Linked DNA regions of Homo sapiens: region 2 is linked to region 1. A link is a loop called in an ENCODE intact Hi-C map of the cell type or tissue named here. Cell type or tissue: sigmoid colon. All regions are shown on one strand.

What was found. Hi-C counts contacts between places; a loop is a spot of excess contacts. Peaks named below come from ENCODE experiments on the same cell type or tissue, not always from the same donor. Only the 100,000 strongest peaks of a DNase experiment are listed, where the experiment ranks them.
Region 2: a loop joins it to region 1, with 3.0 times the contacts of the local background. A loop is called at or near these places in 2 of 110 quality-filtered maps.

What each region holds. Positions count from the first base shown.
Region 1 is chr17:630,453-638,452 of GRCh38, reverse strand. VPS53 (VPS53 subunit of GARP complex) reads left to right here. Exons shown (of 22, transcript NM_001128159.3): 8 at 6,825-6,903. Among named protein-coding and RNA genes, the nearest start is that of VPS53, 80 kb to the left of the region's middle. In sigmoid colon, no CTCF peak of the experiment used is centred here; a DNase peak (open chromatin) is centred at 4,532; H3K27ac peaks cover 237 bases.
Region 2 is chr17:509,542-517,541 of GRCh38, reverse strand. It overlaps VPS53 (VPS53 subunit of GARP complex), which reads left to right. Exons shown (of 22, transcript NM_001128159.3): 22 at 1-8,000. Among named protein-coding and RNA genes, the nearest start is that of VPS53-AS1, 9.2 kb to the left of the region's middle. In sigmoid colon, no CTCF peak of the experiment used is centred here; DNase peaks (open chromatin) are centred at 571, 4,421, 6,069, 7,824 and 1 weaker place; H3K27ac peaks cover 1,207 bases.

The sequences.
Region 1 (8,000 bases):
CAGGATCAAATTCACACATAACAATATTAACCTTAAATGTATATGGGCTAAATGCTCCAATTAAAAGACACAGACTGGCAAATTGGCTCAAGAGTCAAGACCCATCGGTGTGCTGTATTCAGGAGACCCATCTCATGTGCAAAGACACACATAGGCTCAAAATAAAGGGATGGAGGAAGATCTACCAAGCAAATGGAAAACAAAAAAAGGCAGGGGTTGCAATCCTAGTCTCTCATAAAAGAGACTTTAAACCAACAAAGATCAAAAGAGACAAAGAAGGCCATTACTTAATGGTAAAGGGATCAATTCAACAAGAAGAGCTAACTATCCTAAATATATATGCACCCAATACAGGAGTACGCAGATTCATAAAGCAAGTCCTTAGAAACTACAAAGAGACTTAGACTCCCACACAATAGTAATGGGAGACTTTAACACCCCACTGTCAACATTAGACAGATCAATGAGACAGAAAGTTAACAAGAATATCCAGGAATTGAACTAGCTGTGCACCAAACGGACCTAATAGACATCTACAGAACTCTCCACCCCAAATCAACAGAATATACATTCTTCTCAGCACCACATCGCACTTATTCCAAAATTGATCACATAGTTGGAAGTAAAGCATTCCTCAGCAAATGTAAAAGAACAGAAATTATAACGAACTGTCTCTCAGACCACAGTGCAATCAAACTAGAGCTCAGGGTTAAGAAACTAACTCAAAACCACTCAACTACTGGAAACTGAACAACCTGCTCCTGAATGACTACTGGATACATAATGAAATGAAGGCAGACATGAAGATGTTCTTTGAAACCAATGAGAACAAGATACAACATACCAGAATCTCTGGGACACATTTAAAGCAGTGTGTAGAGGGAAATTTATAACACTAAATGCCCACAAGAGAAAGCAGAAAAGATCTAAAATTGACACCCTAACATCACAATTAAAATAACTGTAGAAGCAAGAGCAAACACATTCAAAAGCTCGCAGAAGTCAAGAAATAACTAAGATCAGAGCAGAACTGAGGGAGATAGAGACACAAAAAACCCTTCAAAAAAATCAATGAATCCAGGAGCTGGTTTTTTGAAAGGATCAACAAAATTGATAGACTGCTAGCAAGACTAATAAAGAAGAAAAGAGAGAAGAATCAAATAGATGCAATAAAAAATGATAAAGGGGATATCACCACTGATCCCACAGAAATACAAACTACCATCAGAAAATACTATAAACACCCCTATGCAAATAAACTACAAAATCTAGAAGAAATGGATAAATTCCTGGACACATACACCCTCCCAAGACTAAACCAGGAAGAAGTTGAATCCCTGAATAGACCAATAACAGGCTCTGAAATTGAGGCAATAATTAATAGCCTACCAACCAAAAAAAGTCCAGGACCAGATGGATTCACAGCCGAATTCTACCAGAGGTACAAGGAGGAGCTGGTACCATTCCTTCTGAAACTATTCCAATCAATAGAAAAAGAGGGAATCCTCCCTAACTCATTTTATGAGACCAGCATCATCCTGATACCAAAGCCTGGCAGAGACACAACAAAAAAAGAGAATTTTAGACCAATATCCCTGATGAACATTGGCACAAAAATCCTCAGTAAAATACTGGCAAACCAAATCCAGCAGCACATCAAAAAGCTTATCCACCATGATCAAGTGGGCTTCATCCCTGGGATGCAAGGCTGGTTCAACATATGCAAATCAAAAAATGTAATTCATCATATAAACAGAACCAAAGACAAAAACCACATGATTATCTCAATAGATGCAGAAAAGGCCTTTGACAAAATTCAACAGCCCTTCATGCTAAAAACTCTCAATAAATTAGGCATTGATGGGACTTATCTCAAAATAATAAGAGCTATCTATGACAAACCCACAGCCAATATCATACTGAATGGGCAAAAACTGGAAGCATTCCCTTTGAAAACTGGCACAAGACAGGGATGCCCTCTTTCACCATTCCTATTCAACATAGTGTTGGAAGATCTGGCCAAGGCAATCAGGCAGGAGAAAGAAATAAAGGGTATTCAATTAGGAAAAGAGGAAGTCAAATTGTCCCTGTTTGCAGATGACATGATTGTATATTTAGAAAACCCCATCGTTTCAGCCCAAAATCTCCTTAAGCTGATAAGCAACTTCAGCAAAGTCTCAGGAGACAAAATCAGTGTGCAAAAATCACAAGCATTCTTATGCACCAATAACAGACAAACAGAGAGCCAAATCATGAGGGAACTCCCATTCACAATTGCTACAAAGAGAATAAAATCCAACTAGGAATTTGGGAATCCTAGGAATCCAACTTACAAGGGATGTGAAGGACCTCTTCAAGGAGAACTACAAACCACTGCTCAATGAAATAAAAGAGTATACAAACAAATGGAAGAACATTCCATGCTCATGGATAGGAAGAACCAATATCGTGAAAATGGCCATACTGCCCAAGGTAATTTATAGATTCAGTGCCATCCCCATCAAGCTACCAATGACTTTCTTCACAGAATTGGAAAAAACTACTTTAAAGTTCATATGGAACCAAAAAAGGTCCCGCATTGCCAAGACAATCTTAAGCCAAAAGAACAAAGCTGGAGGCATCATGCTACCTGACTTCAAACTATACTACAAGGCTATAGTAACCAAAACAGCATGGTACTGGTACCAAAACAGAGATGTAGATCAATGGAACAGAACAGAGCCCTCAGAAATAATACCACACATCTACAACCATCTGATCTTTGACAAACCTGACAAAAACAAGAAATGGGGAAAGGATTCCCTATTTAATAAATGGTGCTGGGAAAACTGGCTAGCCATACGTGGAAAGCTGAAACTGGATCCCTTCCTTACACCTTATACAAAAATTAATTCAAGATGGATTAAAGACTTAAATGTTAGACCTAAAACCATAAAAACCCTAGAAGAAAACCTAGGCAATACCATTCAGGACATAGGCATGGGCAAGGACTTCATGTCTAAAACACTTAAAGCAATGGCAACAAAAGCCAAAATTGACAAATGGGATCTAATTAAACTAAAGAGCTTCTGCACAGCAAAAGAAACTATGATCAAAGTGAACAGGCAACCTACAGAATGGGAGAAAATTTTTGCAATCTACTCATCTGATGAAGGGCTAATATCCAGAATCTATAAATAACTCAAACAAATTTACAAGAAAAAAACAAACAACCCCATCAAGAAGTGGGCGAAGGATATGAACAGATGCTTCTCAAAAGAAGACATTTATGCAGCCAACAGACACATGAAAAAATGCTAACCATCACTGGTCATCAGAGAAATGCAAATCAAAACCACAATGAGATACCATCTCACACCAGTTAGAATGGTGATCATTAAAAAGTCAGGAAACAACAGATGCTGGAGAGGATGTGGAGAAATAGGAACAATTTTACACTGTTGGTGGTAATGTAAACTAGTTCAACCATTGTGGAGGACAGTGTGGCGATTCCTCAAGGATCTAGAACTAGAAATACCATTTGACCCAGCCACCCCATTACTGGGTATATACCCAAAGGATTATAAATCATGCTGCTATAAAGACACATGCACACGTATGTTTATTGCGGCACTATTCACAATAGCAAAGACTTGGAACCAACCCAAATGTCCATCAATGATAGACTGGATTAAGAAAATGTGGCACATATACACCATGGAATACTATGCAGCCATAAAAAAGGATGAGTTCATGTCCCTTTTAGGGACACAGATGAAGCTGGAAACCATCATTCTCAGCAAACTATTGCAAGGACAAAAAACCAAACACTGCATGTTCTCACTCATAGGTGGGAATTGAACAATGAGAACACTTGGACACAGGAAGGGGAACATCACACACCGGGGCCTGTTGTGGGGTGGGGGGAGGGGGGAGGGATAGCATTAGGAGATATAGCTAATGTAAATGATGAGTTAATGGGTGCAGCACATCAGCATGGCACATGTATACATATGTAACGAACCTGCACATTGTGCACATGTACCCTAAAACTGAAAGTATAATAATAAAAAAAAATAAGGTGTACATAATAATTTAATGTAAAAAAATGAAAATGAAGAGCATGGCAAGGAAGTCTACAAATCAGAGACTGGTAATTTTTCCTCTTTTTTGTCTCTGGTGATACCAGGTGCTGTCACAGGCTCTGGTTCTCCTTTCTGCCACCTCAGTTCCAGAGTCACCAAGAATTCAGAGTAGGGAATAGTTTGGGCCAGAGGCTCTCCTTTCTGCCACCTCAGTTCCAGAGTCACCAAGAATATGGAGTAGCAAATAGTTCGGGCCAGGGGCAGAGCCGGGCCCACCAGTGTCATTGAGATGGCCAGTAGTCCTGAGAATGTGACTGTGGGTGCCCTGGCTAGCGGCTGGACTTCCCCTGTGAGGAGAACTCCTTCCTCTTCTAACCATGAAAAGTTCCTACTATAAGTTCCCTGTGGCTTAGGAGGGAACTGGTGCTGTGTGTGTGCTTCCAAGAAGAGGGTAGGAACAGGGGGGGCCTGAGCCTCTGGAAGCTGTCCTGTGACCTGGCACCACAGCAGGCTGTGTGCTGCCTCCTCGTGTGCGCATCACAAGAAGCTCCGAAGTACAATTTTATTCTTTTCTCTCATGTCAAAGTTCACGCTGAAGGAATGTCTCCCATTGTCTGCTGGACAGCTCTAGACGTATGGCCCTGATTCCAATCTGGAGGTGGCGGCTATTCCAGTAATAGCCTCGTCTGGATCATTCTGGCCTCCTTGAAAACTGACTCAAAAGGCTACAAACCCACCTCTAAGAGTGGTTTTAAAAGTTTTGAAGATACTGGAAAAACCTTGGAAAGTATTTGGAATAAGGTATAATTGTAACCACGCCACGGAAAAAACAGATTGTTTTGGGTCATGCCTATCCCCTCATCTGAAAAAAAATCTCAGCAGGTTGCCAGACACTCCTTAGCAGCCAAAGAAATTGTGGTTTTGAGCTGTTGCTATTTCTAGAAACTTCATAAAGTTAATTCTGAAGGAACAGGGTGGAGACCGAGAATGGAAGTGTGCTCTTTTAAGGCATTTTTAGCAACCAGACAGTATTTGCCTCAGGCTCAGGAAGCCCAGCAGGGCCTGAGAATCTTGTTCCACTCTCTCTCTGCAAGGCTGGCCGGTGCACGGTGGCCACCAACATCAGGCAGCTCGTGGGGGATGCACAGCATGCGATCGATTGTGGGGCGTGATCGATTGCGGGACGTGATTGCGGGGCCTGATCCATTGCGGGGCGTGATTGATCGTGGGGTATGATCCATAGCCGCTTTCCATCCTAGCCGCTTCTCCTTTCTGCCCTTGCATTCAAGTACACGCACAGTTCTTGAGCTCCTAGTACACTCACGGCCACTGTTGAGTACTGGCCTCCCCTTTCTAGCTGGTTTTCCTTGCAGTTCCGTTTTCATATTCACAAACTTCTGAACTTAAATGGTCACTCAGTGGCCCTCACTAGTGATCATTTAGCAGTTCATTTTGTCACTTGGCTCTTTTTGTTTTTACCTTAGAAAACATTCTTTTCATTTATTTGTTTAAAAACTTAACGAGCTTGTTGGTTTCTGGGTTAACAGGAAACCCAAAACACTGCAGCTGCATGGATTGAACTGGACGTGATGTGAAATGAAATAAGCCAGACACGGGAAGACAGATTCCTCATGTTCTCACTCATGTGGGTGCTAAACATTTTCAAAGTAAACTCATGGAGATAGCGAGTAGAACGCTGGGTCCCAGAGGCTGGGAGGCATAGCAGGGAGGCGGGGAGTAACTGGGATGGCTACTGGGCACAAAAATACAGTTAGAATGATACGATCTAGTATTTGGTAGAACAATAGGGTGACTACGGTTAATAATTTATTGTTTATTTAAAAATAACTAAAAGATTGGAATTGGAATGTTCCTAACACGGAGAAGTAACAAATAACTTGGGGTGATTGATAACCCAGTTACCCTGATTTGATCATTATACATCGTATGCCTGTATCAAGACTTCACAGGTACCCCATAAATATATATATAATGATTATATACCCATAATAATTTTTTACAAAACACCCTAAAACATTATGGAGCCCTCTTGCCATTCTGTACTCCAAGGAGTAGGACAGCAGTTACACCAGTAATCCAAAGTGGATTTATTTGTTGTTGTTTGTTAGTGTTTTGTTTTAGAGCCAAGGTCTCCCTCTGTCACCCAGGCTGGAGTGCTGTGGTGTGATCATAGCTCAGTGTATCTTCAAAAGTCCTGGGCTCAAGAGATCCTCCCGCCGCAGCCTCCCGAGTACAGGTGTGTGCCCCCGCACCTGGGTACTTTTTATTTTAGTTTGTTTTTCGTGGAGACTGGATCTCTCTAATGTTGCCCAGGCTGGTTTTGAAATCCTGGTCTCAAGCGACCCTCTCACGTCAGCTTCCCACATGCTGGGATTCCAGGCGTGAACCACTGCGCCCAGCTAGATTTATATTTGATGTGGATGTGATTCTATAACATTTTCCCACAGCATGACTATCCCCCAGTGGAACTGTATAAAGATTAATACATATGACCTCAGGTAAAGGGTTGGCCTAGAAGAATTTTGGGGATATAGAAGATTCACCCTGAGAATATCTTGGATGCCTGGGTCCTGCTCATCAACCTGTCACTTAACTAGTATGTGACCTCTCACCTCATGGACGTCTCTGTACCCTTCCTGGCCTTTCTCGAAAGACTTCAGCCCTTCCGACCCTGTGGATCGGTGTGTAGTTACATAAGGATATGATGCCAGGTGATGATATGTTCTCTCTTCCTCACAGAGTGAAGGCTGCACAGACTGAGTTAGGACAGCAAATCCTGGCAGATTTTGAAGAAGCGTTTCCTTCCCAGGGCACCAAGGTACTGCTTTGCGTTTCCCCAGTCTTTAGAGATGATCACCATCCTTGCCGAGCTCACGCTCACCCCAGTCACCATGTGGTTATCATTCCAGTCATGCTCGCTGGCAGCTGCAAATCCTTCTGCTGCAGGTTCAGGGTAATGAGACCACCCTGGATTTTAAATGTCCCTAGGTGGTGGCAGTTCCTCCTCTGTTTCCTTCCAGCCTCAGAAAGAGAGGATTTGTTTGGGCTTAATTTGATGTAGGTCTCAAACCGTCTATCTTGTATGCCCTGTCAATTCCTTTTTTCTCATGGCTGTATTTAAAAGAAATCTTCATGCCGCGGTGTTTTTAGGATTGTTACATAACTTACTGGTTTTGGTTTGGTGAAAAGACAACTGGGTGGAGCATCCACCATCTTATGTAACTCTCAGAGTGATATAGTGAGGAGCCTCACTGTTACTGACCATAAGCCTGCTCTTCGGAATTCATGCCCTTGAGCTCTCTCTGGTAGCAGAGCTGTTTGTGTTGTGTCTGCAAAGCCCACAGCATTTCACTTGGGAGCTGTTGGTTGCACTTCTCATGTAACAAGCTGCCATCCTGCTTGGGGAACTGCTTTTAGCTCCACCCTTCCAACTGTAGCAGATGCCATCTTAGCGCCTAGCATGTGTCGGACAGGAAAGAACCCATACGAGACTTTTTCTCTATTGTTTGAGCTATTTCAAGAGAAAGAATTGTTCAAGGCAGAAATATACTGAAGCACTTAGGGGCAAGGAGCCTCACCCTACTCGGTGGGTAGAGATGGGGACATACATTCATTTACTGATCCAAGGAACATTTCCTGCATCTGCTCTGTAATTCAATAACTGGAAATATCTTAATTATTTTTTCTTTGTGTTCCATAAAAGAAATGTAGGAAGTAAGTGGGAGTAGCGGCCCCAGCTTTTGCCCATCACTTTCTATAGGAAGCCCGCTCCTGATTTTAATGTCTTCACATTTTGTGGCTGTCTGCTAGTAATCAGATGCTTATTTGTAAAGCACTTTCCTTGGAGAACCTCATATTCCTTAGTCATCTGATATAACTGCAGGGAGGGAGTAGATATTGGAAAGCCATTAGTCC
Region 2 (8,000 bases), 120 kb after region 1:
TCTCAAAAAGTTTTCAGGATAGAGGAAATTTCCTTAAAATCCATAAAACTTGTAACAGCCGTACAGTAGGAATAAGGTTTGGAAATCTGCCTGGAAACCTGATTTCCTCATCCCCACCTTGTTTCCCAACATAACCACTGCTCTGTGCCCCTGCCCTCTCTGCCAGGCTTTCTCCCCGATGCCGTCCAGCTCTGATCCTGAGTGTCATTTCTTCATCGGCTTCCAGGCTGTCCTTGCTAGCTGGTTTGACTCTCACGCATCAAGCGTCTCAAATTTGAGAATGCGGAGGAGAAAAGAAGTGTTGCGAGAAGGAGATGCGGCCTTCAGTTGAGGTCTATTAGGAAAAGATTCCAAATAAGACAAGGGCGGGGGGCGGCAGTCGGGAGAGCCCCCAGGAAGCCCTGTAGATGCCCCCACCCCAGCCCATGGAGTTGCTATGGTTAAGCAGCCTGAGCCGTACAGTTGAAAAGGGGCGGTGGGGCCCATCTCCAAATAGCACAGCCAGTTCAGCCGTCTGTCCTCAACCCAGGAGAGCTGGGAAAGCCAGTGGACTCCTGCACCTGGTTCTTGTCACTCCTGGCGTTTGTGTACAGATCACCACTTCTCTTTTTGGTTCATTGTTGAGGAGTCGTTTTCCGGACGGCTCCATCACAGCATTGAGCTATCAAGCTGCTGTTTTCCACAGTTGGTGGTCACAGCCAGGGAAGTTGCTGTCTTGATTTGTTACATTGTCAGTAATCCCCAAGGAACCAATGGATGTCAGTAGGAGTTTCTGTTAAATGTCTCCTTGATGGGGACTCAGTACTGTGTAGAGACGCTGTGTTTCTCTTCTGGGGGTGTGCATCAGAACCACTGGGGCCTTTTAAAATCTACAGATGCCGGCCGGGCGCCGTGGCTCACGCCTGGAATCCCAGCACTTGGGGAGGCTGAGGCGGGCGGATCACAAGCGCAGGAAATTGAGACCATCCTTGCCAATATGGTGAAACCCCATCTCTACAAAAAATACAAAAATTACCGGGGTGTGGTGGCGTGCACACCTCCCAGCTACTTGGGAGGCTGAGGCAGGAGAATCGCTTGAACCCGGGAGGCAAAGATTGCAGTGAGCCGAGATCACGCCACTGCACTCCAGCCTGGCGACAGAGTGAGACTCTATCTCAAAACAAACAAAAAAACAGATGCCCGGAGATTTTGAGTCAGTAAGTTTGGATGGGGCCTGGCATACAGGTTTAAAAGTTCCATAGGTAGTTATAACGTTTACACCTTGTTAAGAACCACTGCAACAGAGAGATTTGCTTTATGGAAGGGCTCCTGCCACGCATTTTCATACATGTCTATTTTTCTGACTCTAAGCTAAAAGTGCGCCGACACTACACTTGAGCTGGTGCCAACGTGGTGAAGATTCTCTACTGATAACAGCTTTCATTTTAAACTTGTGTTGGGTCAGGCGCGGTGGCTCACGCCTGTAATCCCAGCACTTTGGGAGGCCGAGGTGGGCGGATCACATGAGGTCACGAGTTTGAGACCAGCCTGGCCAACATGGCAAAATCCCATCTCTACTAAAAATACAAAAAAAAAAAAAAAAAAAGCAGGCAGGTGGCGGGTGCCTGTAATCCCAGCTACTTGGGAGGCTGAGGCAGGGGAATCAGTTGAATCCGGGAGGCGGAGGTTGCAGTGAGCCGAGGTCCCGCCACTGCACTCCAGCCTGGGAGACAGAGTGAGACTCAGTTAAAAAAAAAAGACTTTTGGTGGTGGTGGGGACCATGCCCAGGATTGGGCTCTCTCCATACTGATGAGGATTCTTCTTGTTTTGATGACCAACCCCCAAGCAGAAGCTTTATTTATTAACATCACTTCAAAAATAACGTATCAAAGGGGCACCCTAGGCCGGGTACTGTGGCATCACACCTGTAATGCCAGTGCTTTGAGAGGCTGAGGTGGGAAGATTGCTTGAGCCCAGGACTTCAAGACAAGCCTGGGCAACAGAGTGAGACCCCATCTCTATTAAAAAATAGGCCGGGCATGGTGGCTCACACTGGTAATCCCAGCACTTTGGGAGGCCGAGGCAGGTGGATCATGTGAGGTCAGGAGTTCGAGACCAGCCTGGCCGACATGGTGAAACCCTGTCTTTACTAAAAATACAAAATTAGCCAGGCGTGGTGGTGGGCGCCTGTAATCCCAGCTACTCAGGAGGCTGAAGCAGGAGGATCGCTTGAACCCAGGAGGCAGAGGCTGCAGTGAGCCGAGATCATGCCATTGCACTCCTGCCTGGGTGACGGAGCAAGACTCTCTAAAAAATAATAAGGTAAAAGGAGTACCTGTGGATGAAAGCAGCAGCTAACAGCTCTGTGATTCAGCTAGACCTAGATATTGTGCCCATTCCTTCCCCTCAGTCCATTTTCTGTAGCCCCTTTAAAAACCAAAAAACAACTTTGAAGTCACTTTGGGTTTAAAATAAATAGTGGTAATTTGTATAATCAATAAAGAGTTCACTCTGCTCTTACTGAGGGGACTTGTCTGAAAGCTGGCTTAGCGGTGTCCAGGCCAGAGAACATCCTGTGTGGACTCTTAACAATGAAACAGGAGCCGCAATGGACAAGGTGTTCTGATCTCCAAACCCAGCTCAGGGATTGAAGCTAACTACCGCCACTCCTTCCTCTCTCGAAGAACAAAGAGCCAGTACCCAGGGCTCTGCCCACCCCCGAGAAGGGGTGCCTGATTTCTTATGTCTAGGGTGGCTCCTCTGTGCAGATCAGACAGGACTGAGAGCAGACAAGCTGAGACCAGCATGACCAGTACAGGGCACGCAGAGCGTGGGGGCAGGTCCGAGGCTGCTGCTCGATGCAGGGTATGACACCAACCCTTCCTGAATTGCCATCGGATGAGGAGACCTGGTTCCCTGTTGAAAGAATGCCAGGGGAAATGCTGCATGTGCACAGCTGGAAATGGGGTTCCTTCTCTAGGAAGAGCACTCGGAATAACCTGCTGGAAATGGGGTTCCTTCCCTAGGAAGAGCACTCAGAATAACCTGCTGGAAATGGGATTCCTTGGCTAGGAAGAGCACTCAGAATAACCTGCTGGAAATGGGATTCCTTGGCTAGGAAGAGCACTCAGAATAACCTGCTGGAAATGGGATTCCTTACCTAGGAAGAGCACTCGGAATAACCTGCTGGAAATGGGATTCCTTACCTAGGAAGAGCACTCGGAATAACCTGCTGGAAATGGGGTTCCTTCCCTAGGAAGAGCACTCGGAATAACCTGCTGGAAATGGGGTTCCTTCCCTAGGAAGAGCACTCGGAATAACCTGCTGGAAATGGGGTTCCTTCGCTAGGAAGAGCACTCGGAATAACCTGCTGGAAATGGGATTCCTTCGCTAGGAAGAGCACTCGGAATAACCTGCTGGAAATGGGATTCCTTCGCTAGGAAGAGCACTCGGAATAACCTGCTGGAAATGAGATTCCTTCCCTAGGAAGAGCACTCGGAATAACCTGCTGGAAATGGGATTCCTTCGCTAGGAAGAGCACTCGGAATAACCTGCTGGAAATGAGATTCCTTCGCTAGGAAGAGCACTCGGAATAACCTGCTGGAAATGGGATTCCTTCGCTAGGAAGAGCACTCGGAATAACCTGCTGGAAATGAGATTCCTTCGCTAGGAAGAGCACTCGGAATAACCTGCTGGAAATGGGATTCCTTCGCTAGGAAGAGCACTCGGAATAACCTGCTGGAAATGGGATTCCTTCGCTAGGAAGAGCACTCGGAATAACCTGCTGGAAATGGGATTCCTTCCCTAGGAAGAGCACTCGGAATAACCTGCTGGAAATGAGATTCCTTCCCTAGGAAGAGCACTCGGAATAACCTGCTGGAAATGGGATTCCTTCGCTAGGAAGAGCACTCGGAATAACCTGCTGGAAATGGGATTCCTTCGCTAGGAAGAGCACTCAGAACAACCTGCCTGCTTGAGGGTGACAGCAAGTGTCTCACACTTCTCGTCTACTCCAAGTCAGATTCCTAAAAATAAAATAGAGCTCCAATGGGCAATTTAAGCAAAAGCCTTAGAAACATGGACACCTGAAATGCTGGCCTACATGAAGGGTACGATGACATTTTATATATTAAATAAAAATTCCCAGTCCTGTTTTAGTATTCATCAGAATAGCCTCTTGGACCCTCGAAGTTCTACACCTTTGGGAGATATAAATTTCCTTAAAATAAAGGGATTGCTTCTTTGTGTAAATAGCTTTCATTTTCTCCATCTGGAAGTGATTTCTGCCTGCATGTTGGAGCACAAAATACTGCAGTTAATTAAAGCATTACTGGATGTCATTTGCTAGAATGTATTTCCTTACTGCTGACAGAAAACAGAACAGACTCTAGGAAAGAAGTAGCAAGTCCGTGACCCTGGCCGCTCCTGGTGGCTGCCCTTCTCCCTTCCCTGACAGTCTAAGGAAGCAACGCGTGGGAGCAGAATGTGGCCGACTGAGCCCAGTCCTGACCTGCCCAGTTGCAGTGGAGCCTGTCTGTAATGTTGTGTAAAGTGTTTTGCTTCTGACTTGGAACCCTACTTGCCCTGTGAATTTCTATCCTGTGAACCTTCCCTTCTCTGTCCTTACCGTTCCCATCACAGCCTGCTCTTCCAGTGACGGCCAAGTGATTTCTCTCCTGCACGCATGAGTCCATCCTGTTTCCTTAGTAGCTGGATGGACGTTTTGCCATGAAAACTCTTTGGGAAGTCTTGTGTCCTTTAGTGATTTCTCTCCTGCACGCATGAGTCCATCCTGTTTCCTTAGTAGCTGGTTGGACGTTTTTGCCATGAAAACTCTTCGGGAAGTCCTGTGTCCTTTCAACAGGGGAAAACTGGCTGCGGCCCTTCCATTAGGCTCCAGGATCATTACCTCGTTTCCATTCTTTCTTTTCAACAGCTCCCCACTTTACTAGGGAAGCCAAGGGATCAACCTAATGAGAAAAGAACCTTCCCTGTAGCCCACCTGGAAGGGCATTGCCTGCCAGCTCCTTCCTTCTCACCTATGTGAACAGGAGGGAAGATGCCGGCGATCCATGGATCTGTGGGACATGAAGGACGTGTCCATCAGAAATGAAAGCAGCCTGGGATTGGAAGCATCCACAGAAGACTTGATCTGCAGGTCTTGATTTGGACCTGGCACTTTGACACCAGGCGAGTCACTGATCCCCTGAGCATCCATTTTCAATATTGGTGAGAGGGGATTATAATGAATATTGGCTGTGAAGGTCACACAAGACCGGGCTATATGCACTTGCTCTGCCATAAGGCAGTGTGAAGTGTGTTCGTGATCACTTGTGGGCGGGAGCCTGTGGCTGTCTTGCCTGGACTGGCTTTTTTAAACATGGATGAGTGGTGACAAATCCTGCGGCCGTGTGCAGGCTACATCCGCAGCGAGCTCCGCATATCTGGTCTTTGCCTTTTTAGGTCATGACTGTAATATCAAGCTTACACGAGAGTTTTAAAAGACTGAGCAGTATCCCCTTCCCCTGGCAGCTGCTGCTTCCGTAGCATTTAGGGATAAACCTGCAGACACTGAGAAGAGAGCTTCCTCCCTCCTGGGGCTGGTGGCGAGGCTGCCTGTTGTGGAAAATAGGGCATGTCTCCTGTGAATGCGAATTGCGAGGGTTGCCAAAGCCTCCCTTCCAAGAAACTTGCTTAGGTGTCTGGTGTCCACAGACCAGACTCTTCTCCCGACAGGGACAAAAATTCTTGCCTGCCTTTCTTTTTCTTTTTTTTCCTTTTACTTATTCTTGCCTTTTTTCTTCTTCTTCTTCTTTAGGTATGATGCCCCCCAAAAAACTAAGCAAGATTAACTTGGGACAGGCAGTTCTAACTGGGAAGCCTGAGCTCACAGGCTGTTTGGATTACTTTCCAATTGTGTTTCAAAGATGTTTAGACTTTTCCCAAGGCCAGCTGAATCCTTATAATCAGCCCAAAAGTTCCTTTCTGTTTCTGTCTGTCCCCTTTGAGGGTGTTGACTCAGAGAACCTGGGGCAATATGAGATGTTAAAATAAAAATAGCGTCCAACGTCCCGCCTCCTGGGAATGCTGCTCACTTCATCCGAGGGTTCTGGGAGCTTCTGCTCAGTCATCAAATGGAATTTGCACAATTGTCTTGCCTCCTGTTTTGGGTAATTTTTCAACAAGTGAGAAATTAAGAACAGCTTCTCAACAAACTTCCCTCTACTTCCAGGGCCAAGAAAAGTATTTGCAGTGTGGGCTGCAGCTTTCAGGGGTCTCAGGTGAAATGGTGGCAAGAAACCCCAGCTCCCTTCATGTGTTTGCCTTGCGCTGATGGAAAAGGAAGGCACTTCTCAGCTGCCAGAGACCACATTCCACAGGGTTCTTCACAAAATCAAGCACTGCAGTGGACCAACTGGAGCAGCCACTGGAGGGCTTTAGAAGGCAAATGGAATACATATCAAATGCTATATAAAGAAAACATCTGTTTACACAGAGTCCCCCACAGCCTCATACCTACACCCAATATCAAATGCTGTATAAAGAAACATCAGTTTACACACAGAGCCCCCCACAACCTCATACCCACACCGAATATCAAATGCTATACAAAGAAACATCAGTTTACACACAGAGTCCCCCACAGCCTCATACCCATGCCTGTCACATCTTTGCACAGCCCTAAAGGATCCAGAGCTTTGGATCAGCAGCTGGCTAGCTCGGAGGCCAGAGGAGGGTGCTGAGGGGAGTGGAGGTCAGTTGGGGTAGCCCTGGGCCCTGGCTGCACAGTCCAGCTGCTGTGTGGCCTGCATGTGGTATCTTAGGTCATGAGAGGGCCTGGGCAATTCAGTGCTATCTGTACATGTTGGTGGGGTGGGAAGGAAAAGGTAACTGTGTATTTACTGTGTCCTGGATACATTATCTCATCGGATGAAATTCCTGCTAAGTTAAGCTCCGTTTAGTGGACGGGACTTGGAGGCTCAAAGAGGGTAAGTGACAGGCCCAAGGATATGTGCCTAGTGAGGGGTGAGCCAGGATTCGATGTGTGACTAGTAAGGGGTCAGCCAGGATTCAATATGTGACTAGTAAGGGGTCAGCCAGGATTTCATATGGGACTAGTAAGGGGTCGGCCAGGATTTGATACGTGACTAGCAAGGGGACAAGCCAGGATTTGATATGTGACTAGTGAGGGGCGAGCCAGGATTCGATATGTGACTAGTAAGGGGTCAGCCAAGATTTGATATGTGACTAGTGAGGGGCGAGACAGGATTTGATATGTGACTAGTGAGGGGCGAGCCAGGATTTGATATGTGACTGGTGAGGGGCGAGCCAGGATTTGATATGTGACTGGTGAGGGGCGAGCCAGGATTTGATATGTGACTGGTGAGGGGCGAGCCAGGATTTGATATGTGACTGGTGAGGGGCGAGCCAGGATTTGATATGTGACTGGTGAGGGGCGAGCCAGGATTTGATATGTGACTGGTGAGGGGCGAGCCAGGATTTGATATGTGACTGGTGAGGGGCGAGCCAGGATTTGATATGTGACTGGTGAGGGGCGAGCCAGGATTTGATATGTGACTGGTGAGGGGCGAGCCAGGATTTGATATGTGACTGGTGAGGGGCGAGCCAGGATTTGATATGTGACTGGTGAGGGGCGAGCCAGGATTTGATATGTGACTGGTGAGGGGTGGAGCCAGTCAGGATTTGATATGTGGTTAGTGAGGGGTTAGCCAGTCAGGATTTGATATGTGGCTAGTGAGGGGCGAGCCAGGATTTGATATGTGACTAGTAAGGGGGTGAGCCAGGATTCAATACGTGACAAGTGAGGGGTGAGCCAGGATTCAATACGTGACCAGTGAGGGGCGAGCCAGGATTCGATACGTGACCAGTGAGGGGCGAGCCAGGATGCGATACGTGACCAGTGAGGGGCGAGCCAGGATTCCATACGTGACTAGTGAGGGGTGAGCCAGGATTCGATATGTGAGTAGTGAGGAGTGAGCCAGGATTTGATATGTGGCTA